Linked DNA regions of Homo sapiens: all the other regions are linked to region 2. A link is a loop called in an ENCODE intact Hi-C map of the cell type or tissue named here. Cell type or tissue: A673. All regions are shown on one strand. Links, peaks and the distances in the headings refer to the core of each region. The heading gives the core; the rest is flanking DNA. Region 1 has its middle 130 kb from the start of DKK2. Region 2 has its middle 59 kb from the start of DKK2. Region 3 has its middle 340 kb from the start of PAPSS1.

The links. Hi-C counts contacts between places; a loop is a spot of excess contacts. Peaks named below come from ENCODE experiments on the same cell type or tissue, not always from the same donor. Only the 100,000 strongest peaks of a DNase experiment are listed, where the experiment ranks them.
Region 1: a loop joins it to region 2, with 9 times the contacts of the local background. A loop is called at or near these places in 3 of 110 quality-filtered maps.
Region 3: a loop joins it to region 2, with 16 times the contacts of the local background. A loop is called at or near these places in 4 of 110 quality-filtered maps.

The regions. Positions count from the first base shown.
Region 1 is chr4:107,160,944-107,169,358 of GRCh38, reverse strand. No RefSeq gene overlaps it. Among named protein-coding and RNA genes, the nearest start is that of DKK2, 130 kb to the right of the region's middle. In A673, for the core only: no CTCF peak of the experiment used is centred there; DNase peaks (open chromatin) are centred at 2,098, 2,268, 2,988 and 4,178; H3K27ac peaks cover 6,968 bases.
Region 2 is chr4:107,090,610-107,099,024 of GRCh38, reverse strand. No RefSeq gene overlaps it. Among named protein-coding and RNA genes, the nearest start is that of DKK2, 59 kb to the right of the region's middle. In A673, for the core only: a CTCF peak has its summit at 4,562 (motif pointing left); DNase peaks (open chromatin) are centred at 3,854 and 4,534; H3K27ac peaks cover 1,390 bases.
Region 3 is chr4:107,374,255-107,382,669 of GRCh38, reverse strand. No RefSeq gene overlaps it. Among named protein-coding and RNA genes, the nearest start is that of PAPSS1, 340 kb to the left of the region's middle. RefSeq lists an enhancer at 2,785-3,366. In A673, for the core only: CTCF peaks have their summits at 1,648 (motif pointing right), 2,289 and 3,190 (motif pointing right); DNase peaks (open chromatin) are centred at 1,659, 2,289, 3,229 and 6,079; H3K27ac peaks cover 2,424 bases.

The DNA of each region.
Region 1 (8,415 bases), core at 364-8,363, 70 kb before region 2:
TTGATTACATACACAATGGCTTTTTCACGGATAATTTTGATATAAATATATTTCAAAATTAACTGAACTATGTTAGACTAGATATTGTGCCAACAGCTAACATCATTGTTTTATATTGCTATTCACAAATCTTGAAAAGAACAAAAGGACACAAGCTGATATTTTAATAATAATGTCATATTTTTTCTCACATTACAATTGATTTAACATTTCATTTACAGTATCTCATTTTGTTTTCATGACAATTTTGTGTAATTGGTATTATAATCTCCATTTTATAGAGTGGAAATTGCTGAGATTTAGAGAGAGTTAATACTTTCCCAAATTCTACATTGGTGATTGTGGAAAAAGACTAAAAATAAGTTCCAGCTCATCCCTTCTCCCACTGCCCCATCATCTCATAGTCCTCACTATCATGTATGATTTCCTGTATGATTAATTTTCCCTTCAATGTTTTTGTGATTATTTATGTTTACAGATAGAATTTATGAACACTATAGTTAATACCACTTTACATTGACATAAGTGAGAAATTCCTGGGATTAAATTCTTCTTCTTGCAAGATAACCAGTTGTAATGGGGCTATAGATGTTTAGAATGCAAAGAATGGAGTGAATTGTATTCCTTAGAAGCTGCCCATAATACAACGGTAGGAATGCAATGGACATTCAAAAATGAGAAAATACTGTAATATTTTGTCTTTTTCTGTTCTTTTGCTCACCTGTCTGTTTCTAGTTATGGTGACCAAAGTCATAATAGTGAAACTGGATAAAACTAAAACATGTGTTATTCCTGATTCCCTGGAGTTGCCCTATGTTGTTGCATCAAGTAGCAAGGACATGGCAATGCTGGTTATAAATGTTACATTATATTAAGAGAGTCACTGTTGATTCAGAGTAAAAGCCCCACCCCACATTTCTATAGTGGGCTCTAATATAACAAGGTTCAATGGAAATTTTAATTATCTCCTTTACTGTTTCATTTTTTTTTCTTTCTTTCTCCATGTGTATGATTGTTGGTGGATGGAGATACAGAGCAATTTTGCCATGGAGGTGATAAAGTCTTTCTTTTTCAGAAGTACTTTGTGTAATGTGCAAGTCCAAATGCATAATAAATGTTTATGCTTTTTTTTTTTTTTTTTTGAGGCAGAGTCTCGCCCTTTCGCCCAGCCTGGAGTGCAGTGGTGCAATCTCAGCTCACTGCAATCTCCGACTCCTGGGTTCAAGGGATTCTTCTGCCTCAGCCTCCTGAGGAGCTGGGATGACAGGCGTGCGCTGCCATGCCCAGCTAATTTTTGTATTTTTAGTAGAGACGAGGTTTTGCCATGTTGGCCAGGCTGGTCAGAACTCCTGGCCTCAAGTGATCCGGCCACCTTGGTCTCCCAAAGTGCTGGGATTATAGGCATGAACCATGGCGCCTGGCCTGTTTATGCTTTTAAAAATATTCATCTTGCTTCCTATTATATAAGGATCTGTGTATGTATGTGTATGTTCTGATTTTAAAGTTGGCCCTGTATTGCTTTAAATTTGTCTTGATGGTGTTGTTGTTGTATATAATTTTTATTTAAAAATGTACATAATTATAAAAATTTCATAATCTCAAACATTATGATGTTTCCAAAACTGTTTTAAATGTCATAAAAATTTTAACCAAGTTAAAATTTAATTAGAAATATTTTCACCAACTTATTTGTTATCAAAGTCCTCACTCAGGCTCAATATTCATAATATGCTAGAAAGATCACAATGGTGATACAGGGTAAATGGCAGGTAATGTTTATTTGTGAAACAATGTCATTCAAACCTATATTTGATCATGTGCTATGTAGTAAGTTCAATGGACAAAAGTTAGCATCCTGGAAAGTGAGAGACTGCAAACAATTAGCGTATATTATTCTGCTACATACAAACATCCTGTTATTAAGCATTTCTTTTGAATGATTCAATGATTACTGTAATAAATCCTCAAGAGTATTAAACTGTCAGTTTATAAGGAAGGCACATGATAAAAGTTTTGATAAGTTGTGCCATTGGAAAAGAAAATTATTTGCTTGGGTAAACCTATTATATTTTACATTGAGATTGCTTTATATTTAGTATGACCTAATCAGAAATGAGCCTCCTGAAATTCTATTTCCTTTGTGAATGAGTAGCATCAGTAGACTCTAGCCTTAGGCTTCAGCACTGTTCATTTTAGTTTAAGGAACATTTCTAATCTATCTAGAAGTACTTTTATTTTCAACCAAAGGACAACATCACATGAGCAGCGATGGTGTGGTGTAGCCAGTGGAAGGAATTACACATGACATGCAGATGCTTTTATGTGCAGTGCAGGGATGCAGAGTTTTGAGCTTGCATAAATTATGAAATCCAAATCATTATAACTATCTCTTAGTTGTGCTTTTAGATTCCTAATAACAAATGTTTGTTTTATTGTATTAAACATTGTGTCTTTCAACTTCAAACAATGCATATTGGTTTTCTTTGTATAAAATACTCGACAATACAATTTGAAGTCGACTTGCTTTACCTAGCTACCTGATTATTGCAGTCATGTAATTTACATTTCTGTGTGGTTGAAGAATCATGCTAAGGCTTTATAACTATTACTGTATTAGCATATTAATGAAGCTAGCCAATAACCAAAAATGTATATGTCTAGCATCTAACTCGTGTACTAGGCTGTAAGAAAAATAGAGATATTGACCTACTTCTAATGAGATTGACAAGGGAATGGTGAGAAGGAGTAAGCATCAAAATCTCCATATCCCAACTATGAGAGCAGTACAGTATTCTGTTTCCAGTACTAGCTTTTCTGTGCTGATTCAGCAGGACAGAAAGGAGTAACAACAAACTTGACCTGTCTGGTTTCTAGAAATATGCAACACAAGTAACTGAGAAATCTATGAGCAAGGCTATTTTTTTCCTGATGCATAATATTATTGTAATTCTGAACTCTAAAAGAGATATTTTGCAAGAAAGACATTTGTTATTTTCTGAGACTCTCTTCTTTCATTATCCAAAGCAGAATATGAAAATTAATTAAGTTTTATGACTGTTTCTCCTTCCTTCCTTCCTTCCTTCCTTCCTTCCTTCCTTCCTTCCTTCCTTCCTTCCTCCTTCCTTCCTTCATTTTCTCTTCTTTTATTGGAGTACCTCCTTACTTTCTGGCACTATAAGATGCTGCAGCACTATCTTGTAGGTTTTCTTTTTTTAATAGTATGTATATTTTATTTATATATCATATATTTTTCATATGGAAAACCAAATATCTCAGTGCCATTACTTAGTATCAATAGTTTCCTCTAATTCATTTCCACTGCCAATATCAAGTGTCATGTATTAGGTTTCTTTATATATTTTCTCTTTTTTACTTTTTAAAAACTGATGTATAATAGTACATATTTTGGGGGTACATGTGATGTTTGCATACCTGTACATAATGTGTAATGATCAAATTAGAGTAATTGGGATATCCATCACCTCAAACATTGAAATTTGCAATAAATTATTGTTAACTATAATTTCCCCACTATACATAGGGAAATTATATATATATAGAATATATATATAGAAATTATATATATAGAATATATATATAGAAATTATATATATATAGAATATATATATAGAAATTATATATATAGAATATATATATAGAAATTATATATATATAGAAGAATAGTAAAACTTATTTCTTCTAACTGTATCTGTATACCCCTTAACAAACGTTTCTTTATCCCTTGCCCTCCTTCCTTCTCAGCCACTGGTAACTTCTATGCTCTACCTCTATGCTATCTGCATTTTTACTTCCCACATATGAGGGAGAATATGTGATATTTGTCTTTCTGTTCTTGGCTTATTTCATCTAACATAATGATCTCCTGTTCCATCCATGTTGCTACAAATGACAGATATCCTTCTTATTTTGGCTGAATAATTTTCCATTACTTATATACACCATATTGTCTTTATTCATTCATCTGTTGATGTACACTTAGGTTAATTCTGTGTCTTGGCTATTGTAAATAGTACTGCAAGACACACGGGAGTGCAGTTATAGTGATTTCCTTTCTTTTGGATACATACCCAGGAGTGGGATTGCCAGATCATATGGTAGTTCCATTTTTAGTTTTTTTTTTTCAGGAAACTCAAGCTGTTTTCCATAATGGCTGTACTACTTTACATGCCCACCAACTGTGTGTGTGAGCATTTTCCCTTTTCTACATCCTCACCAGTATTTTAATATTTTTAAAATAATAGCCATTCTAACTGGGAGGAAATGATGTCTTGTGGTTTTGGTTTGCATTTCCTGATAATTAGCGATGTTGAGCATTTTTTCATACACCTGTTGGCCATATTTGTATGTCTTCTTTAGAAAAATGTCTATTTGGGTCTTTTGGCCATTTTTAAAAATTGGATTTTTTTTTTTTGCTAATAAGTTTTTGAGTTCCCTATTATATTCTGATTATTAATTCCTTGTTGGATGGATAGTTTCCAGATATTTCACCCCATTCTGTAGATTGTCTCTTTGCTTTATTGTTTGTGTTGCTGTACAGAAGCTTTTTAGATTGATATCATTCATTCCATTTGTCCATTTTTGCTTTTGTTACCTATGTTTTTGAGGTCTTACTTAAAAAATCTTTGTCCAGAGCACTATCATGTAGCATTTCTCCATTGTTTTCTTTTGGTACTTTCATAGTTTCAGGTCTTACATTTAAGCCTTTAGTTCATTTTGGGTTGACTTTTGTATATGGTGAAAGATTGTGATCTAGTTTTATACTTCTGCATATAGATATCAAATTTCCCAGGACCTTTTATTAAACAGACTGTCCTTCCCCATCTATCTTTTTGGCACCTTTTTAAAAAATAAGTTGGCTATAAGTACATGAATTTATGTCTGGGTTCTTTATTATTTTCCATTGGTCTATACATCTGCTTTTATGCCAGCATCATGCTGTTTTGATTACTGTAGGTTTATAGTATAATTTGAAATCATATAGTATGATGCCTCCAGTGTTGTTCCTTTTGCTCAGAATTGCTTTAGCTATTTGGGGTCTTTTGCGGTTCCATACAAATTTTAGTATTGTTTTTTCTACTTCTGTGAAGAATGTCATTGATATCTGATAGGGATTCCATTGGATCTGTAGATAGCTTTGAGTAGTATAGATATTTTAACAATATTAATTCTTCTAATTCATGAACATGGAATATCTTTTCATTTTTTCATATCCACTTCAATTTCTTTCATTGGTAATTTATAGTGTTTCTTGTATAAATGTTTTACTTTTTTGGTTAAATATCTAGGCGTTTTATTATTTATTTACTTAGGTAACTATTGTAAATGCAATTGTCTTCTTGATTTCTTTTTCAGATTGATCACTGTTAGCATATAGAAATATTGATTTTTGTATGTTGATTTTGTATCCTGCAACTTTACTGAATTTGTTCATTAGTTCTATGAGTTCTTTTCATGGAGTCATTAGTTTTCTCTATATATAAGATTATGATTTTCTCTCCCCATCTTAGAATTACATATGTTTCCAAAGAAGCTCTAGTTTCTTTTACAGAAGAATTGTAATAAAAATCAAGGTGTTGGCACTAAGTGTGCCTGTTTCTACTGAGGTCTCATGACTTGGAAGCTTTCTCCACTGACAGAGAAAGTGCATGCAAATATACCTATCCATAAGTATTTTTTATGTAAGCATCTGCATCTGTGTTAAGCTAAATACGTATTCATTTTGATGTCTCCAATTCTAATCCAATGCCACATGGATCATTCTAGCCTCCTCTCCATGTTTATCTGTTATTTCCCACTCCCCCAGTGAGAAACCTGGCTCCCGATATCAACCATGCACCATCCAGTTACTTAATTGTTATACCCTCATATACATGCATAGGAATAATCAGAATTTTTAACCCATACCCCTGTGGGAAACAACCTTATCAATTAGAGTACAGTGCTTATATCCAGTTCTTCTTTACCTTTAGTCTTATATACTTGACTCATGTAAAGTTAGTTATGTTTGTACTTTCTCTCTTTCCACCCACTTCAGTGTAGTTGTTTTATAAATTTGTAATATGGCTAAATTATCTTGTCACACTATACATTTCTTAATGAGACCCCTTTACTTCCTAAATGGCTTCTTAAAAAAAATTGCATACATTGACTTACTCTTTGTACTGTGAAGCTGTATGGCTTTTGACTGAAATGTAATGTTGTGCATCTACCATTATGTAGCAGACAGTATAGTCTGACCACCATAAAATTCTCTTGTATGTCACCTACTTAACTCTCCTGTACTCCCCCAAACCCTTGAAAACCAGGGAGCTTTTCACTCTCTGTACGGTTTTGTCTTTTTCAGAATGTCATATAATTTGAATAATTCGAATAATATTTCCAGTTTTTTTCATTTTTCTTTTTTAACTTTTGGTCAATCCTTTTAGTTTTTCTGCATAGATCACTATTTTATCTGAGAACAAAGAATAACTTTATTTCTTAATTTTCAATACTCTCATGTTTTACTTCCTTTTCCTATTTTGTTACACTAGCTAGGGCTTCTAGTAGAGTAATGAATAGGAATTGAGAGAAGTGATATTTTGGCCTTGTTCCTGATCTTAGTGGGAAAGCATGCATTTTCTCACCTTTAAGTGTGATGTTAGTTTTTTTTCTAGATTTTTTTTAATCAATGAAGAAATTTCTCTTCTTCTAGTTTACTGAGAATTTCTATGTATATATGGCTCCTGGATTTCATTAAATATTTTGTCTGCATCAATTAATGCAATCATATGATTTTTCTTCTTTAGCATTTTGATGTGAGATTGAATTAATTAATTTATAAATGTTAAGCAAGGCTTGCACACCTAGAATAAATCCCACTTGATACCAGTGTATAATTATTTTTATATATATAAGATTTAATTTTCTAATATTTTGTTGAGAATTTTTGAACTATGTTCATAAGAGATATTAATCTTTAGATCTCTTTTCTTATAATGCATTTATCTGGATTTGGTATTAGAATAGTACTGGCTTCATAGAATTGGTTGTGAAGTGTTACCCTCTGCTTTTAATTCCTGAAAGAATCAGTAAAGATTTAGCATTATTTCTTCCTTAAATATTTGGTAGATTTCACCACTAAGGCATTTGAACTTAAGACTTTCTATTTGTGAAGATTTTTATTAATTCAATCTCATTAGTAATATAGGCTTCTTCAAATTACCTGTTTTTCCTTATGTGAGTTTTGGTAGTTTCTGTCCTTCAAAGATTGATCTATTTTATCCAAGTTATCAAATGTAGAAGCCTAGAGTTGCTCATAATTTTCTTTTATTATTCTTTTAATATTTATGAAATCAGTAGTGATGATTCTTTTTTCCATATCTGATCATAGTAATTCATGTTTTCTTTCTTTTTTAGCTAACCTAGCTAGATGTTTATAAATTTTATTGGTTTTTTAGAGAACCAGATTTTGATTTTGCTAATTTTCTCTATTGTTTTTCTGTTTTCAATTTCATTGATGCCTGCTCTGATATTTTTCCTTTTCTTTTTTCCTTTAGACTTGTAATGGTCTTTTTCTCTAGTTTATTAAGGAATAAGCATAGATGCTTATTATTTTCAGATCTTATTTCTTTTCTAATGTATTCATTTAATGCTGTATATTTTTCTTTAAACACAACTTTCAGTGCATTACAGGTATTTTCATAAGTTGTATTTTAAATTTCATTTGGTTAAAAAATAGATCATTTTTAAATTTTAAGTTGCAATTTCTTCTTTGACCCATGTGTTATCTAGAAGTGTGTTTTTTAATTTCCAAATATTTGGGGATTTTTAAGTATTTTCCCTTTACTGATTTCTAGTTTAATTCCATTGTGGTCTGAGAATATACTTGGAATCATTTCTATCCTTACAAATTTGTTAAAATGTGTTTTATGACCTAAAATATGGTTTATCTTGGTGAATGTGAGCTCAAGAAGAATGTGTATTCTGCTGTTGTTGGATGAAATATTCTATGAATGTCAATTAAATCCAGTCAATTAATATTGCTGTTATGTTTAACTATATCCTTACTGATTTTTCTGCCTGCTTCATATATCCATTACTGAAAAAAGAGTGTTCAAGTTTCCAGCTATAATAGTGAATGTGTCTATTTCTTTTTGCAGTTTTATTAGTTTTTGTTTCATGTATCTTGATGCTCTGTTGCTAGGTGCATCCATGTTAAAGATTGTTGTATTCTTAAATAATTGAATATGGATTGAATATGAATAATTGAATAATATGAATTGCTTTTTCATTACATAGTGCCCCTCTCTATCTCTGACATTATTCCTCATTCTGAAGTTTACTTTGTCTGAGAATAACATAGCTATTTCAGCTTTTCTTCAGTTAGTGTCCTTCATGATATATTTTTCTTAATCC
Region 2 (8,415 bases), core at 157-8,156:
CAGCAAGTGTCAGAGTCTCACCCAAGGTCCACGATATACTATCTGGATATACTGCTGGTTATACAGGGCCAAAGGATTATTTAGTCTGCAGGCAATGGCTTCTGCCAGCACTGGGGCCTTCCATCCAAGGCAGTGGGTTCTCTTCTGGCGTCTAAAAATGGGTGTGTCTAACAATGTTGTCTAGGATCTAGCGTCTAGAAAGGGGGCCTCACGACTCTGACTGGTACCCTATCCTGCTGTGGCTGAGCTGATATCCAAGATGCAAGACAAAGTCCTCTTTTCTCTCTCCTCTCCCCTCAAGCAGAAGAAAGGGATCTCCTTTGGAGCCACAAGCTGTGCAGCCTAAGGTTGGGGGAGGGGTGACACAAGTAATCCCTTAGCCACCTGGCTGGTGTCCTATTAGATCACCTGCCCCCCAAGTCCGCTGGCTCTGAGGCTAGCTCAGAACTAGGACTCACCTAACAGCTGCATTCCTTGTGGCCTAGACTGCCTTCCAAGTTTGTGTAGCATCCCAAAATACTTTAGCCTGAGTTGGTGATGCTTGCCAGAACTCAAGTTTCAATTGCTGGGATGGTCTTGTGTAAATGTTCCCTTCACAGGCAGGTGTCGACAAGTTCAGCCAGGTGTTGCTTTCTGCTGTGACAGGGCAACAGTGAGTTTAATGCAAAGTCTCACAATTGCTGCAGTCTCCCTCTCCCAACCCACAGATTCTCCGTCTGTGCCATGTGACTGCTGCCAGGGGATGGTGGAGGGGTGGCATTTGCAATTCAAGGCTGTCTTTCCCACCCTCTTCTGTGCCTCTTTCAGTGATATGAAGTTAAAATCGGGTACTGTGAATGCTGACCTGATTTTTGGTTCTTATGAGGGTGCTTTTTATTTGTAGATAGTTGTTAAATCTGGTACTCCTGGATGGGGAAGATTGGTAGAGCCTTCCATTTGGCCATCTTGCCCTGCCCCTCCTCTCTATGGATCCTTTTACAAACAAAATTGATGGCTTGTCTTAGTTGCTAAAGGAGAGCATATCAAAATTAAGAGATATCCAGCTTCTGATCTCAAGAAAAAGGTGGAAATCTCTAGAGGATAATATTTCCTTTGCATACTTGTACAAATAAATTTAGCCTTTCTGTGGAAAAGTCCTCAAAGTGAGGAAAAAAATGAAAATAAACATGTTGTCTGTTATCAGCTATCTGATAACTGTGTCTAAACAAATAATATATGATAAATAGAATTTGGAGAATATTTTACAAGTACAGAACCCATGCAGGAAATGTGGTTTTTAAAATTAGTTTATAACCAATGTCAATTTTTTCCCCATTCAACTTCATTTCTTTTTTGCAAAAGCAGTCATTTCCTGTTCTTTAGTGGACTCTTTTGAGAAGTTTAACTCAAGGATTGAAAAGCATCTTAGATATTTATGTCTCTGACAAATAACATTTCTAACTGTTTTGGGCTGGGAGTCATGATTGGATAAGTAAATAAAAAACCAAATAAATTTGGAATTATGGATTTGATTCAATATTTATCTCCCTTTTGTTATTTAATATGCTGGTGTAAAATGGGCTATAGCCACAGACGAAGACATAGTAATAGATGGCTTGATATAGGGAGGCTCTTACATGAGCAGTTTACCTTTACAGAGTTCTGGGAGCTAATGTGAACTTCTAAGTATGTTAACTTATGTAGCAAGAGGAAAAACAAAGCCATCCTTAAGAATATCCAAGGGAGATGGCTTTATGAATCCAGATATCAAGGGAAAGGGAACAGATAATGATACATCAAGCAGAGATTAGTCCTTGGGAAAAAAAAGAAAGAAGATATAAAACTGGAGTTAAGTCCACAAATAACAAATGTGAAAGGATACACAGAAGTCATGGGGACTGTTAGGTACTTTTATGTGTGCTAGGCATATATCCCTATTTTTGTGCACAAGGTACTTACACTTGTAATCATCAAGAGTAGAAAACTTAGTAATGGAGCAGAGAGGATTTAGAATCTTCAACTCCAATTCAAAGTCCATGATCTTTAAAATCTCCTGCTAAAACAGGACCAGCTGTTTGAAACAAAATCAAAGTCAAAGAGCAGATTGATAAACCACTGATTAGAAATCTTGCCTTAGTCTTACCAAGTCTCTAGGATAATGAGAAAGACAATTTCTGAGGAAAAGCATCAGTTATTATACTGAGATGTTCTAGATTTTAAGACTTGTTTTATTCTTGATTTTGGTAATGGTAGTTGAGAGACAGACACTACTAATTAGAGAAGCTTTATTTATTGTTGTTTTTCCTCATGTGTTTTTAAATATATAAACATATATTTTACTATTAAAGTTTCTCACTTGTGTTTTCTAATCTCCAGGGAAACATCTCTCATTTTTCACTATTTAGCACCATCCTTCTTTTTAGAAATGGCAGCTCGCCCATTCAATATGACTCTATTGGGACTACCGATCATAATATTGCACTCATTTGGTAACAGGAATGGGTGTGTGATCTAGACAATAATTTTTTTAACTCCCTTGCTATTGTTGATTGATTCAAAGGTAAGCAAGTGACCAAACGCAGGCCATCAGGGTTCTCTAAGAATCTTTATGTTGGAGCTAGGAGAAGATTCTTGCCCTTTTGGATAATAATGTTTAAAGGGTATGGCATTTGTTAGACTATGATTCAGCTGATGTGACAAAGACCTCAAGTTAGCATTAGCTTAAATAAGATAGAAGCTCATTAATGTGTCATGTAAAAGTCTGAGCTGCATGGTAGCTCTCCTCAACCAAGTCATTAAGAGCTCAAGCTCTTTTTGTCGTGTTACCCTGAAATGTTAAACATACAGCTTCTGTCTCATGGTCTAAGATAATTGTTCCAGCTTCTCCCATATGTCTGCATGACAGCTAGTGTGAAGGAAGAGAACAAAAGGAGGATACACCCCATCCCTTCAAAGGCATAAATAGGAGATGTACATGTTACTACTGCTCAGATCATATTGGCTATTGTTTACTTACACAGTTACTCTAAGCTGCAAGAGAGGCTTTGGAAAGTAGCCCTTACATGGAAAACCATATGCATAGTTAAAAATTCTATTATTATGGGAGAAGTGGAGGATGGAAATTTAAGGAAGCATATCTGTTTTCACCAAAGATAAGTATCAGGGTTTCCTGAAAGCTACTCCTTTTACTATATGAAGTCTTCTTGTAGTTAATAAGAGTTAGTTTAAGTATTTGAGGGCACTTAAACTCTTGAATATAGTTGTGGTACTTTCTGACTTTCTAGTTAAGTAGACAAAAACCTTTGTGGGTGTGTGTGTGTGTTTACACACATGTCTGTGTTTTGCTACATAAATTTAAGTCAAGCTGTTGCCCTTTGTGGTCTAAAGAGTCCTCAGTCCTACAGTGCTGCAAAGAGTGAGGGGAAGTTAATTCTTCATCAGCAAGAATGAATAAGGGAGGGAGAACAAGATGGCCAACTAGATGCATCCAGGAAGCACCCGTCCCACTGAGAGAGACCAAATATGGAGTTAAAAGACATAATTTGAGCAGATCTTTTGACAGAAAACACTGAGAGTGGATGGAGAGGTAACATAGACTCCCAAGTTGAAGAGGGAGGAATCTGGGAACCTTGCACAGGGTGCCCAAATGCTAGGGCTAGATCCCAGCCCCAAATTGGCTCCAGGAAAAAAAGGTGGGTAAACTACTGAGGCACAGCCTGCTCTTGCCATGGATCTCTGGGATACTATCTATAGGGCACCTCACATCTCCCACGGACTTTTGAGCAGGCAGAGGGATCTTCCCAGAGAGTAGGGAGAGACAGGGTTTCAGCTGGCGTGGAGCCCATGGGCTTTTGTGCTCAGAGAAGCTTGCGTAAGTGTGGTTATAGGTGCCCATCCCCCAGGGTTCTCCATCTCCCTTTGAGAAGGATTAGCCCCAGCTGACTTTTGGGCCAGGAGAAGGCAGGGCCAGCTTCCCTGCAGGACTAGGGCATGTCTGTTCTGGAGGGCCCACTCAAACCTCTGAGGGCCCCTTCCTTGCTAACCTGCAGTAGCATGTGCACAGCACAGCTTCTGCTGCCCAGTCTCAGTGCTTTGCTCCACCTGAGTACTTTCCCAGCATCTGGGGAGCAGTTCAGATCCCCAGTGAAGCTGGAGCCCAACTCAAAATGCAGGCCAGTCCCAGTGCCCAAGGGATGTGGTGCACAGCTTGAGAGTGCTAAGCCTAGATCTGTGGCTGGCACTGAATTCGGGGAGGAGTGCCCACCCTCAGAACACTGAGAAAGATGAGACACACAGGTTTGTGTACCTGTGTGGGAATGGGGCATACCTCCCTCTGCAGGGCCAGTTCAAAAAGGATATGGCCTATTTAGGAGCGCTTGTGGCCTGGAACACCTAAAAAAAGAATGTGTGTGTAACACCAGTGATGGGGGGATTCCCCCAAGGCCCAGAAGTAGACCTGGTGAGAAAGTTGTCTCTTCCCCCACCACTAAGAAGCATGCCTGCAAATGCAAGGAAATAAAGAGCCACATGACTAAGAGCTTTTCTACCAGCTGTTACTCTTCCATGCCATCTACTGGATCTCAGACCAGACTACAACATCAAAAAATATTCTGCTAACATTCACCCCTGTGAAAGCAAAGGCAAGAATCCAGCGACAAATAAAAATCCTGTACAGAGCCTTGGCCCTGTGAAAGCATTGAGAAATGAAGCCAACTGACTATACTCAACTTAAACACCAGACCTCCTAGATGAGAAAGAACCAGCACAAGAACTCTGATAATTAAAAAAGCCAGAGTGTTCCCTTACCTTCAAATGAGCCCAATCGCTCCCCAGCAATGGTTCTTAACTAGACTGAAATGACAGACATAGAACTTGGAATGGCAAAGAAACTCATCAAGACTCAGGAGAAAGTTGAAACTCAATCCAAGGAATACAAGGAATTCAACAAAATGATCCAAGATCTGAAAGATGAAATAGCCATTTTAAGAAAGAACCAAGGCCTGGCACCATGGCTCATGCCTGTAATCCTAGCACTTTGAGAGGCTGAGGCAGATGGGTCACCTAAGGTCAGGAGTTCAAGACCAGCCTGACCAACATGAAGAAACCCTGTCTCTACTAAAAATACAAAATTAGCCAGAGTGGTGGTGCATGCCTGTAATCCCAGCTACTGGGGAGGCTGAGGCAGGAGAATCACTTGAACTGGGGAGGTGGAGGTTGTGGTGAGCCGAGATTGTGCCATTGCACTCCAGCCTGGGCAACAAGAGCAAAAACTCCGTCTCAAAGAAAAAGAACCAAAGTGAATTTCTGGAACTGAAAGAAATCACTAAAAGAGTGTCCTCACTTCGGCAGGCTGAGGTGGGCGGATCACGAGGTCAGGAGATCAAGACCATCCTGGCTAACACGGTGAAACCCTGTCTCTACTAAAAATAGAAAAAATTAGCCAGGTATGGTGGCAGGTGCCTGTAGTCCCAGCTCCTCGGGAGGCTGAGGCAGGAGAATGGCGTGAACCCGGGAGGCGGAGCTTGCAGTGAGCCGAGACTGTGCCACTGCACGCCAGCCTGGGTGACAGAGGGAGACTCCATCTCAAAAAAAAAAAAAAAAAAAGAATGTCCTAACAATCAGAAGTGTTAACAGCAGCATAGACCAAGGTGAGAAAAAAATCTGAGTTCAAAGACCAGTTTCTTCAAATCAATTTAATTAGATAAAAATTAAGAAAAACAGAATTTTTAAAAGTGAACAAAACCTCTGAGAAATATGAGATTATGTAAAGAAACAAAACCTACAGCTTATTGGCATCCCTGAAAGAAGGAGAGAGAGTAAGCAACTTGGAAAATATATATTTGAGGATATAGTTCACAAAAATGTTTCTAATCTTGCTAGAGAGGTTGACATTCGAATACAAGAAATACTGAGAACACCAGCTAGATACTATCTAAGACAACCATTCTCAAAACACATGGTCATTAGATTCACCAACATCAAAAGAAAAAAAAATCTTAAAGACAGAGAGAAGGGTTAGAGAAGGGTCAGGTCACGTATAAAGGGAACCCCACTAGAGTGGCAGTTCATTGAGAAATGAAGCCAACTGACTATACTCACAGTAAGAACCTCACAGGCCAAAAGAGATTGGGAACCTATTTTTAGCATACACACACACACACACACACATTTCAGTGAAGAATTTTACCTTCCACCAAAATAAGCTTCACAAGTGAAAGAGAAATAAAAGCCTACTCAGGCAAGCAAACATGAATAAAATTTGTTACCACTAGAGCAGCCTTACAAGAGGTCATTAAGGGAGTGCTAAACATGGAATCAAAAGAACATCTACTGCCACAAAAACACACTTAAGCAAAGAGCCCACAGACAGTATTAAGCAACTACAGCATCAAGTCTACATAACAACCAGCTAACAACAACTTTGTCCAGATCCATCAGAGAAATCATGCTCTACGGCACCTACAGATTCACAAAATATATTTCTTAAATAATACTTGAAAATTGGAATTACTCCTTGATCCATGGCCTTCAGAATGGATGTCTTCTTATCAGGAAAACACACACACACACACATTAATCTCCTTGTAAGTCTCCATCAGAGCTCTTGGGTGACCGAGTGCATTGTCAATGAGCAGTAATCTTTTGCAAGAAACCTTTTGTTCCTGAGCAGTAGGTTTCAACAGCGGGCTTAGTATACTTAGTAAACCATGCTGTAAACAGCTATTCTGTCATCCAAGCTTTGTTGTTTCATTTACAGATCTCAGGCAGAGTAGATATAGCATAATTCTTAAGAGCCCTAGTATTTTTGGAATGGTATATGAACATTGGCTTCAAATTAAAATCACCAGCCACATTAGCCCCTAATACGAGTGTCAGACTGTCCTTTGGAGCATCGAAGCCAGGCATTGACTCCTAGCTATGATAATCCTGGATGGCATCATCTTCCACTAGAAGGCTATTCCTTCCACACTGAAAATCTGTTGGTTAGTATAGCAATCTTCATCAACTATCTTAGCTAGATCTTCTAGATAACTTAAAAAAAAAAAAACCCTTTCATTTTAAGTTCAGGGGTACATACGCAGGTTTGCTATATAGGTAAATTATATGCTGTGGGGTTTGGTGTACAAATTATTTTGTCACCGCAGTAATAAGCATAATACCCAATAGGTAGTTTTTTTATTCTTATCCTCCTCCCACCCTCCACCCTCAAGTAGGCCCCAGTCTCTGTCGTTCCCTTCTTTGTGTCCATTTGTACTCACTGTTTAGCTTCCACTTACAACTGAGAATATGTGGAATTTGGTTTTCTGTTCCTTTATTAGTTTGCTTAAAATAATGGCCTTCAGCTTCATCCATGTTGCTGCAAAGGAAATGATCCCATTCTTTTTACGGCTACGTAGTATTCCATGGTGTATATGTAACACATTTTCTTTAACCAGTCTTTCATTGATGGGCATTTAGGTTGATTCCACATCTTTGTTTCTGTGGTTAGTGCTGCAGTGAACATAGACGTGCTTGTGTCTTTATGGTAGAATGATTTATATTTCTTCTGGTATATACCCAATGATGAGATTGCTGGGTCAAATGGTAATTCTGTTTTAAGTTCTTTGAGAAATTGCCAAACTGCTGAACCAGTTTACATTCCCACCAGGAGTGCGTGTTTCCTTTTCTCCATAGCCTCACCAGCATCCTTTATTTTATTTTATTTTTTTGACTTTCTAATCATAGTTGTTATGACTGGTGTGAGATGTTATCTCATTGTGGTTTTTGAATTGCATTTATCTAATGATTAGTAATGTTGAGCATTTTTTCATATTCTTGTTAGCCACGTGAATTTCTTCTTTTGAAAAGTGTCTTTTTATGTCCTTTGTCCACTTTTTTATTTTATTTATTTATTTATTGAGACAGAGTGTCGCTCTGTCACCAGGCTGGAGTGCAGTGGCCCAATCTCGAATTGTTTGTTTTTTGCTTATTGGATTGTTTCAGTTTTTATAGATTCGGGATATTAGACCTTGTCAGATGCACACTTTGTAAATATTTTCTCCCATTCTGTAAGTTGTCTGTTTACTCTGTCGATCGTTTCTTTTGCTGTGCAGAATCTCTTTAGTTTAATTAGTTCCAATTTGTCAATTTTTGTATTTGTTGCAATTGCTTTTGGAGTCTTTGTCATGAAGTCTTTGTGGGGTCCTATGTCCAGAATGACATCTCCTAAGTTATATTCCAGAGTTTTTATAGTTTTTGGTTTTATATATAAGTTTTTAATTCATCTTGAGTTAATTTTTGCATATGGTGTAAGAAAGCTGTCCAGTTTCCATCTTGTGCATATGGCTAGTTAGTTATCCCAGCACCATTTATTGGTGGAATGGAGAATCCTATCCCCATTGGTTGTTTTTGTGGCTTTTGTCAAGGATAGGATAGTTATAGGTGTGCAGCATTATT
Region 3 (8,415 bases), core at 116-8,115, 280 kb before region 2:
CCCCTATTGTTCTTCCAAAGTCATGAGTGTGAAAGTTTCTCTCTCTTTCTTTAGTTCAGGACATTCCCTCTTGAAGTGGCCTGTTCTTCCACATCTGTAATATCTATCTTGTCCTTCCTCCTTCTCAGTCTTAGCATTCTCTGCCCTTGCTCCCCTATACCCCTTAGGGGGCTTATTAAATGAGGGCCTTGACCCTCCAGATGGAGGCTTGGATCCTCTCAAGGAGGGTTTAGGCCCCTTATAATCTCTGGCCCCTTGAAAGCCTTGCTTAGGGATATGCGGATTTGGAGCTATCTGTTGGAAGGTGGATAACATAAGTTTTGTCTTTTGTTTTTGTTTTTCCTTGTCTCTTCTTGCATATACTTTTTGAGCCTCCCTGAGCAATTCACTCAGGGGATGGTCCTCCCAATTTTCTATCTTTTGTAATTTTTTTGAAATGTCTGGCCAACTTTTAGTAACAAAGTGAAGTTTTCACATTCCTTGTCTGAGGGGTTTTCCAAATCAAGGCCTGCATGCTGTCTCGTTTGCTCCCTCAATCTATTTAAGAATCCAGTGGGTTCCTCATCTTTTTCCTGTTGAATATCAAATGCTTTAGAAAGATTTTGAGTTTGGGGTACTGATTCTTGAATTCCTTTTATTATCATCTCCCTTAGGTCCTGCATATTTTCCCAGTGATTTGCATTGTTACTGTCCCAATGGGGGTCTTGAGTGGGAAATTTATAGCCCACAGAAAGAACATTTTGACCAGGAGGGTGCTCACGTTCCCAAAGTGCCATAGCAGCCCTCCGAATCATACTTCATTCTTCCTCAGAAAAGAGGATGCCCAAGATGGACATCAACTCAGCCCAAGAGTATATGTGAGGCCCTAGAAATTGATGAGTTTGATCTGCTACTTCATAAGGGTCATCCAGTAGTGGCTTAGGCTCTTTTTAAAATACCTGACTTCCGAACTAGTCAAGGGGGCGTTCACAAAGCCAATAGCCCCCCGCCCCATCCTTGTGGTACCTCTCTTAGTGGAAAGAGTCAGATCTGGCTCTCTAGGTGTGGAGAGAAATGGAAAGTTTTTAATATCCTTTTTACATTGCTCTATCTCACGTTGAAGCTCCTTTAATGAGGGATACTTAATAGGTTGGTGGGGGCAGGCTCACAAGATGGTTATTCCGCAAAGTCGGGATTATAGGGAGGAGGAGCAATATGAGTAGAGGCACCACAAGTGGGTGAGGGATCCATAGCAGCAGCTGGGGGAATAGAACACCGGCAAGTAACACAAGTAAGGCAGTGGCCTGAAACGGCTAGGGAGTAACCCAAAACCACAGCCGGAGGGAAGGCACAGGCTGGGGAGTGGCCTGGAACAGAAACCGGGGGAGCGGGATCGGAAAAGCTGGAAGAGGGATGCAAGCACGGGAAGTACCTGAAATGGGAACCGGAGGGGCGGGATCAGGGACAGCAGGAAGAGGAAGCAGGGGAGGGACCTGAAACGGAAACCAGAGGAGCGGGATCGGGGGCACTGAATGGAGGAAGATGATCTAGACCCACGTGTTAGTGGGTGTGGGTTGTCTAGACACCGGTCTTTCCCTTCTAGAGAGGTTGGTTTTTGGCTTTCTCCCTCTAGATTCTAAAGAGTAAAGGAGGACAGGCCCCTGCTGCCAACAGAGGGCGTAAACGATTTCTTCCTGGGAGACAGGACTCTTATCCTTAACACGCTCGATTAAGAGCTGACAAATCTGCTCCTCATTAGACCCAAATTTTGGCCAGAAATGTGAGGGTTTAAGGATGGGTTCTCGAACCCAAATAAAACAACAACATTTTATCATCTACTGTTTTCGTTTATACTTGGTTCTCTCTTTATCTTTCCAGTACTTCAGCATAAGCCCCAAGGGGCTATCAGAAGTAATTTCATCACTTTCTAGACTCTTTAGTTTTCCTGTCTTACTTGAAACATTCCCCATCTTAGAGGTTATTGGTGGGGAGGGGCTACAACCTCTCCTGTTAGAGGTGTCTACCCCCCTCTTTCTGGAGGCTCACTGCAGCTTTTAAGAAGGGGTCCAACCTCTCGTGTTAGAGGTGTCTCACCTCCCCCTTTCTGGAGGCTTACTGAGGCTTTTAAGAGGGAGTCCAACCTCTGGTATTAGAGGTGTCTCACCTCTCTCTTTCTGGAGGCTTAACCTCTCCCATTAGGGGTTTCCTGCATATCCTATAGCTCATCCCTCTGGAAGTTCCTTGCATCTTTCTTTCTCTTTGTCTACTCTGATTGTTCCTGCCCATAGTTGATAGATGGCAGCACAAAACCGCAGAGAAGACTCACTCCACACAACCATAATGCTTAGCCCCATTTACACACTCTCAACCTCCAAATTATCCCAATCACCAAGGAAATACTTTGTCGCCTTTGCAAAGTCTCCTGCCTTATTCTGTGCACAAGAATTACCTGGTCCTCTTATTGCCTCGGTCTTACAAGCATCTCCTCCCCGCTTTGCTGAGAATCCAGATTTATTCGTCACAACGGGTGGGGCCTGATCTCCCTCACCCTTGGGCCACCATAACTATAGACAGTGGGATGCATCTCCCCTGGGTGGGGTGACCGAAGACCCCCTTCCCGAAGTAGAATATTCAAGCCCCAAAGTTGGGCACCAGAATTGTTGGGAATAACACTCAAAATCCTAAGGAGATTGAACACTCAAAGGATTCTAAGCAAAGCAATTTTACTTCTGTGCAGAGGGGTGCTTCTCCTTGGCCAGTCACCATGAGAGCACACCTGAACAAAGGGGCACAAGAGCCTTTATTCCTGATGCAAGTCCTGCCCTTGCACCCTTTCCCCACTGGCCAGGGTCAGGTCGCACAATCTGAACTAATCCCGGTTGGCTAGACATTTGAACTTTCTTTAGATAAGGTGGGCACGTAAGGGAGAGAGGGGAAAAGGGGAAGGGGTGTCTGCAATGAGCTACAGAGCTAGTCTTCTTTCCAAATAAGGAAAGGAATGTGAGCAGTATGGATAAGCCTGGTACTGTGGCATGTCCAGGCATGTAACAAAGGCAGAAAGGAGAAAAAGAAAAATGAGGTGGGGTGGGGGGTACTGTGAATTAAAGAATAAAAGATTGATCAGGCTATTTGGAGAGAAACCTCATCATATCCCACAATTGGTCACAAGCAAGAATTGCTGATATCTAAGTCCTTTACTCTGCCATTTCAAAAAGGTCTTGAGATTTTTGTAGAATTTAACCAGCAGATGGAGCATGAAAACCTATTTAATAACTACTTCCATTGGGTTACATGGAATACTTTCTGCCTTATAGTCTTATAGATTTGGAAGCTGTCTTGGGTTTAACCCTTGTCAGAGTTAGCACTAGAGTCCAGGTCTTAAGACTTCCTGCATTTCCCCCTACACCACCTGCCTCTGATGGAATCACTAGATGTTGCTCGTCCCAAGGGCATTAAACTCAATTCATTTCAATTAGTCATTCAGTTTCCATTGTGTTGCACTCATACAAAGATCATTAAAACAATCCCTGTCCTACAAGAGCTTATGTTCTAATTGAGGAGACAGGTAAGTAACCAGCAATTTCAAGATAGTACGCTAAGGGCCAAGACACCCCAGAACTCAGGGCTGTGATACTGATATGGGAAGGGGACAGGAAAGTGCTGGGCAGAGAAGCACAGGGTCCCTGGCAAGGGTTCCATCCTCGGGCCTGTGCCCATGGACCTAAGTGACGACAGGCACTCCTGTTTTCATGCCCAAATGTTGCATTTTCCAAGACCACTCTGGCTCACCCTGCCCTTCATCCTGTGTCTATAGAAACCCCGAGACCCTAGCAGGCACAGACACAAATGGATGGACATAAAGCGAAACACACCGGCAGAAGAACACACAGACAGACACTGGCAGTACACTGATGGCAGAACAACATGGATGCCGATGGGAATTCAGCAGAGGGTGGTTGGAGGAGATCCTGGCTGCTGAGTGACACCACTCCAGGGGGAACCACTTTCCCACTCCATCCCCCTACTGTCTCCCCATCTATCTGCTGAGGGCTACTTCTACCACTCAATAAAACCTTGCACTCATTCTCCAAGCCCCCAATGTGATCTGATTTTTTTGGAACACTAGGGTAAGGACCCCATGATACAGAAAGCCTCTGTCCTTGCTGTAAGGCAGAGGGTCTAATTGAGCTAATTAAATCAAGCTGCCTGTGGACAGCTAAGCTGAAAGAGCACACTGTATGTAACACATGGCTACTGGGGCTTCCAGAGCTGTAAACACTCAACCCTAGACGCTGCCATGGGGTCAGAGCCCACGCTCCCAGTGGGGGAGGTGGCAGAAGGTGGTGTCAGGGAGCAATTCAGGTAGTAGATACATTGTACATTGAGACTGAATGAATTAGCAGGAATTATCCAGGCAGAGAAGAGTTTGGGTGATAGAAGGACATTCCTAAAAGAGGGAAAACTTGAGGAAAGGTGTAAAGGAGAGAAACCACCTGATGTATATGGGAACGAATAGTTCCTGGTTTATTTCTAGAGCTCAAAAGAAAAATTAAAGTCTCAAATTTACTGAATATAGCTTATACTGTCACTATTAGAGGACAGCTAGCCCTATAATCACCTCATAGCGGTTTGGAGACTTCTTTGTCAGGAGCATATTCAGTCAAGAAATAGGTTTTGAAAACCTATGTGCCAAGCACTGTTCTAAGTGCTGGGAATACAACAATAAAAAACAAAGATAAAATCCCTGTCTCACATGGAACTTACATAGCAAATGAGAAATTACAGAGTAAAAAGGGCTTTGAAGAAAAATAAACTAAGGTAAGGGGAGAGACAGTGCTGAGGTAAAGAGAAGTATAATCTTAAGTAAGGTAATTAAGGGAGACCTTGCTGAAAAGGAAAGACCTGGAGAGATGAGTTGTCATTTAATAGACTGGTTGAGATGATCATAGGCGTCTTGTGAATTATAAGATGATGAAAAAATTATCACAAGTGGAACTGAAAGGACTGTGAATCAGAAATGTCAGAAGAGACAATATATACTATTTATGCAATATGCCATACATATCTTACATACGTACACTATAAAGAGAGTAGGTTTGCCAATACACTGATGTCCAGATGAGGGACAAAGTCTGGATGTTCCATGTTTCCTGAAGTTCATTTTATTGATGCCAAAGTGAAGCGGATGCTTCTGATAATTTCATGCCCATGTTTTAATCATTGCATAATTGATTCATACTTTATTTCATTCAGATAACATTTGTGAGTGTTGATAAGTTCATAGTACTGTATTAAGTGTTCTTATGTGCACTATGTATGGCCAAAAAATGGCCTGGCCATATTTGGGTGTATTTTAAGACTGATTACAAAAAATTATTTAAGATTTTTTTACCTCTCAAAAAGTCTTTAGAAGAGTACATATCATTTTAGAAATGAGAAATGCAAAGAGGAATGTCCTTTTAAATCATCACCTGCTTGTTCCATATATAAATATATATGTGTTTCATATACATGTAGATATTTCCAGAAACATTTTATTCCAAAAAGATACAATGGGCATTGAGCAACTACTGTATCTTTTCATAGTCCATAAAAAAGATGAAAAAAACTTTACGGCTTTGAGTTGCTCACAGTGTAGGGCAAATCATTAAATCATTGCAAGAAATATACACATATTCTCTTTAATGTTTAAACTACATTTGCTTTTCTCTTTTTCTTCCCCTCTCAAAGCTCCATGAAAGGCAGAGACTGTCTTAGTTGGTCATTACTGTGTTTGTAGTATCTTGCTAAATGCCTGGCACCAACACTTAGGAAATGAATAGTGGAACCTATTTGAATTGTTTTCTTTGTTCACTATTTATATGAAAAAATCCATATAAATCAATCTGGAGTGGTTTAGGTAAACCACGGTGTTATGTGCTGGGTATATACTCAATCAAAGATGGTAATAATTGTCCCAATGATTTCAGCTCTGTTTCTACTATTTTTCTGTTTCACTCAGGCTAGGCCTGCTAATTACTTTATACCCAAGTGCAAAACCATTAAAGAGCATGCCTCTGAAACAGCAGGGGTAAGGAGGATAGAAAAGCACACTTGCAGTGTCCCTCTTTGGCTTATGATTTATGAGTCTTTAACTGCCAATCACTCTTGATATGTAAACACATGGTCTTCGTATGTTGATGAATTCAGTTAATTTTATTTGTGTATTTTATTGTGTAATATCCCATTAAAAGACCATATTATATTGACACTAGGGGGATAAATTTGGACAGACTTAGAAAAGAGTGTTTTTTATGATCTCTTTGGGATTTGCTGCTGATGTGGTAATTTGCTGACTTTTTTTTTTTTTGCACCAGAAATACTGTCTCTGCATTGAAATGGCAAAAAGAGAATAAAGTTCAATCATCACTATTTCTTTCCTTGCTGATTTCATGCTACAATTTTAAAATTACAGAGGGATTCAGAGTCACAAGTAACTTCTGAATTAACTCTTAAATCATTAAATTGGACTTCAACATGCATTTTGATTTTTAATGGGAGTTTTTATGAGAGTTTTATTTGTTCAAAGAGGAAAGTGAATGATAAAAGTGATTGAACAATCCTGCTTTTTTATCTTCCTAGTTTCTGGAACCAAAAATTTGGCTTTTATTTTACTAATTAAATCATGAAAAAAAGATATATCTTATTCTTAAACTTGTCCATCTTTTGCTAAGAAACCCTTTGGGAGGTGTGTGTGTGTGTGTGTGTGTGTGTGTGTGTGTGTGTGTGAAGAAGGGGGAAGCAATATTAAAGGATCATCAGATTGTAACAATTAGATTAAATTAGTGAGAAGTCCTCATTTTAGACAATTCTTTCTTTTGCTTTCAAACCATTTACATGAGATTACTGAGGCAAGGTAACAGTAACAACCACAAAAGCAGAGTCTTCTGTTGCTCAGTCTCTGTTCAGTTTTCTGGGTGATATGATTTCTAAATCTTCTAAGCAGATAGACTTTCTAAATCATAATATTGGGATACTAATAGACTCAAATATGCTCTGAAATTATTTGTTTTGGGACTTAAAATGCTTTATTATCTTTAAGAAGAGTTTTAGATTCATGCAAAATTAAGAGAAAAGTACAGAGATTTTTCATATACTAGCTGCCCCACAAATGTACAGCCTCCTCTGTATCAATATCCCCACCAGAGTGGTACAACCATTACAACTGATGAACCTACATTGACACAGTGTAATTGCCCAAATCCATGATTTACACTAGGGTTTATTCTCGGTTTTGTATATCCTATGGGTCTGGACAAATGTATAATGACATGCATTGGTCATTATAATGCCATATAGAGTGTTTTTACTACCTTAAACATTCTCTGTGCTCTGCCTATTTATTCCTCTCTACCCACCCCAAATCTCAGCAACTGCTGATCTTTTCACTTTTGTGTATAGTTTTGGCTTTCCCAGAATGTCAAATAATTGGAATCATATAGGATGTAGCTTTTTCAGATTGGTTTCTTTTACTTAGTAACATGGATTTGAGGATCCTTCATGTCTTTTCATGACCTGGTAGCTCATTTCTTTTTAGCACTGAATAATATTCCATTGTCTAGATGTAGAATAGTTTATTTATGCATTTAGTTACTGAAAGACATCTTTGTTGCTTCCAAGTTTAGGTAGTTATGAATAAAGCTATTATAAAATTCTGTGTGCAGATTTTTGTATGTGCAACTCCTTTTTGTAAATTTTGAGGAGCATAATTGCTGGATCATATGGTAAGAGTATGTTTAGTTTTACAAGAAACTGCCAAACTCTCTTCCAAAGTGGCTATATCATTTTGTGTTCCCCACCAGCAATGAATGAGAGTCATCTGGCTCTGCATACTTGCCAGCACTTGATGTGTTTTATGTTATGGATTTTGGCCATTCTAATAGGTATGTAGTAGTATCACATTGTTATTTTAATTTGCATTTCATTGATGCTATATGATGTTATACACCTTTTCATACACTTATTTGCAATCTGTATATCTTTTTCGGTGAGGTGTCTGTTTAGGATTTTTGCATGTTTTTAAATTGAATTTTTTGTTCTCTAGTTGTTGAGTTTTGAGAAGTTTTTGTGTATTTTGAAGAACAGTCCTTTATCTGGTGTGTCATTTGCAAATATTTTTCCTAGTCTGTAGCTTATCCTCTCATTCTTTTGCCATTGTCTTTCATAGAGCAGAAGTTTTTGATTTCAGTGAAGTTCAGCTTATAAACTGTTACTTTCATGGACAGTCCCTTTAGCTATACAATGAACAGCTAACATTACAGCTAGCAGTCTACTTATACATTTAATTGGAGGGGCCATGCCAGTGCTAACATCAGTTAGCTTTCCTATAGCCTCAATTATATTTACATTTATTATTTTAGTTATGTTAACTATTTTTGAATTCACTGTAGTCCTATT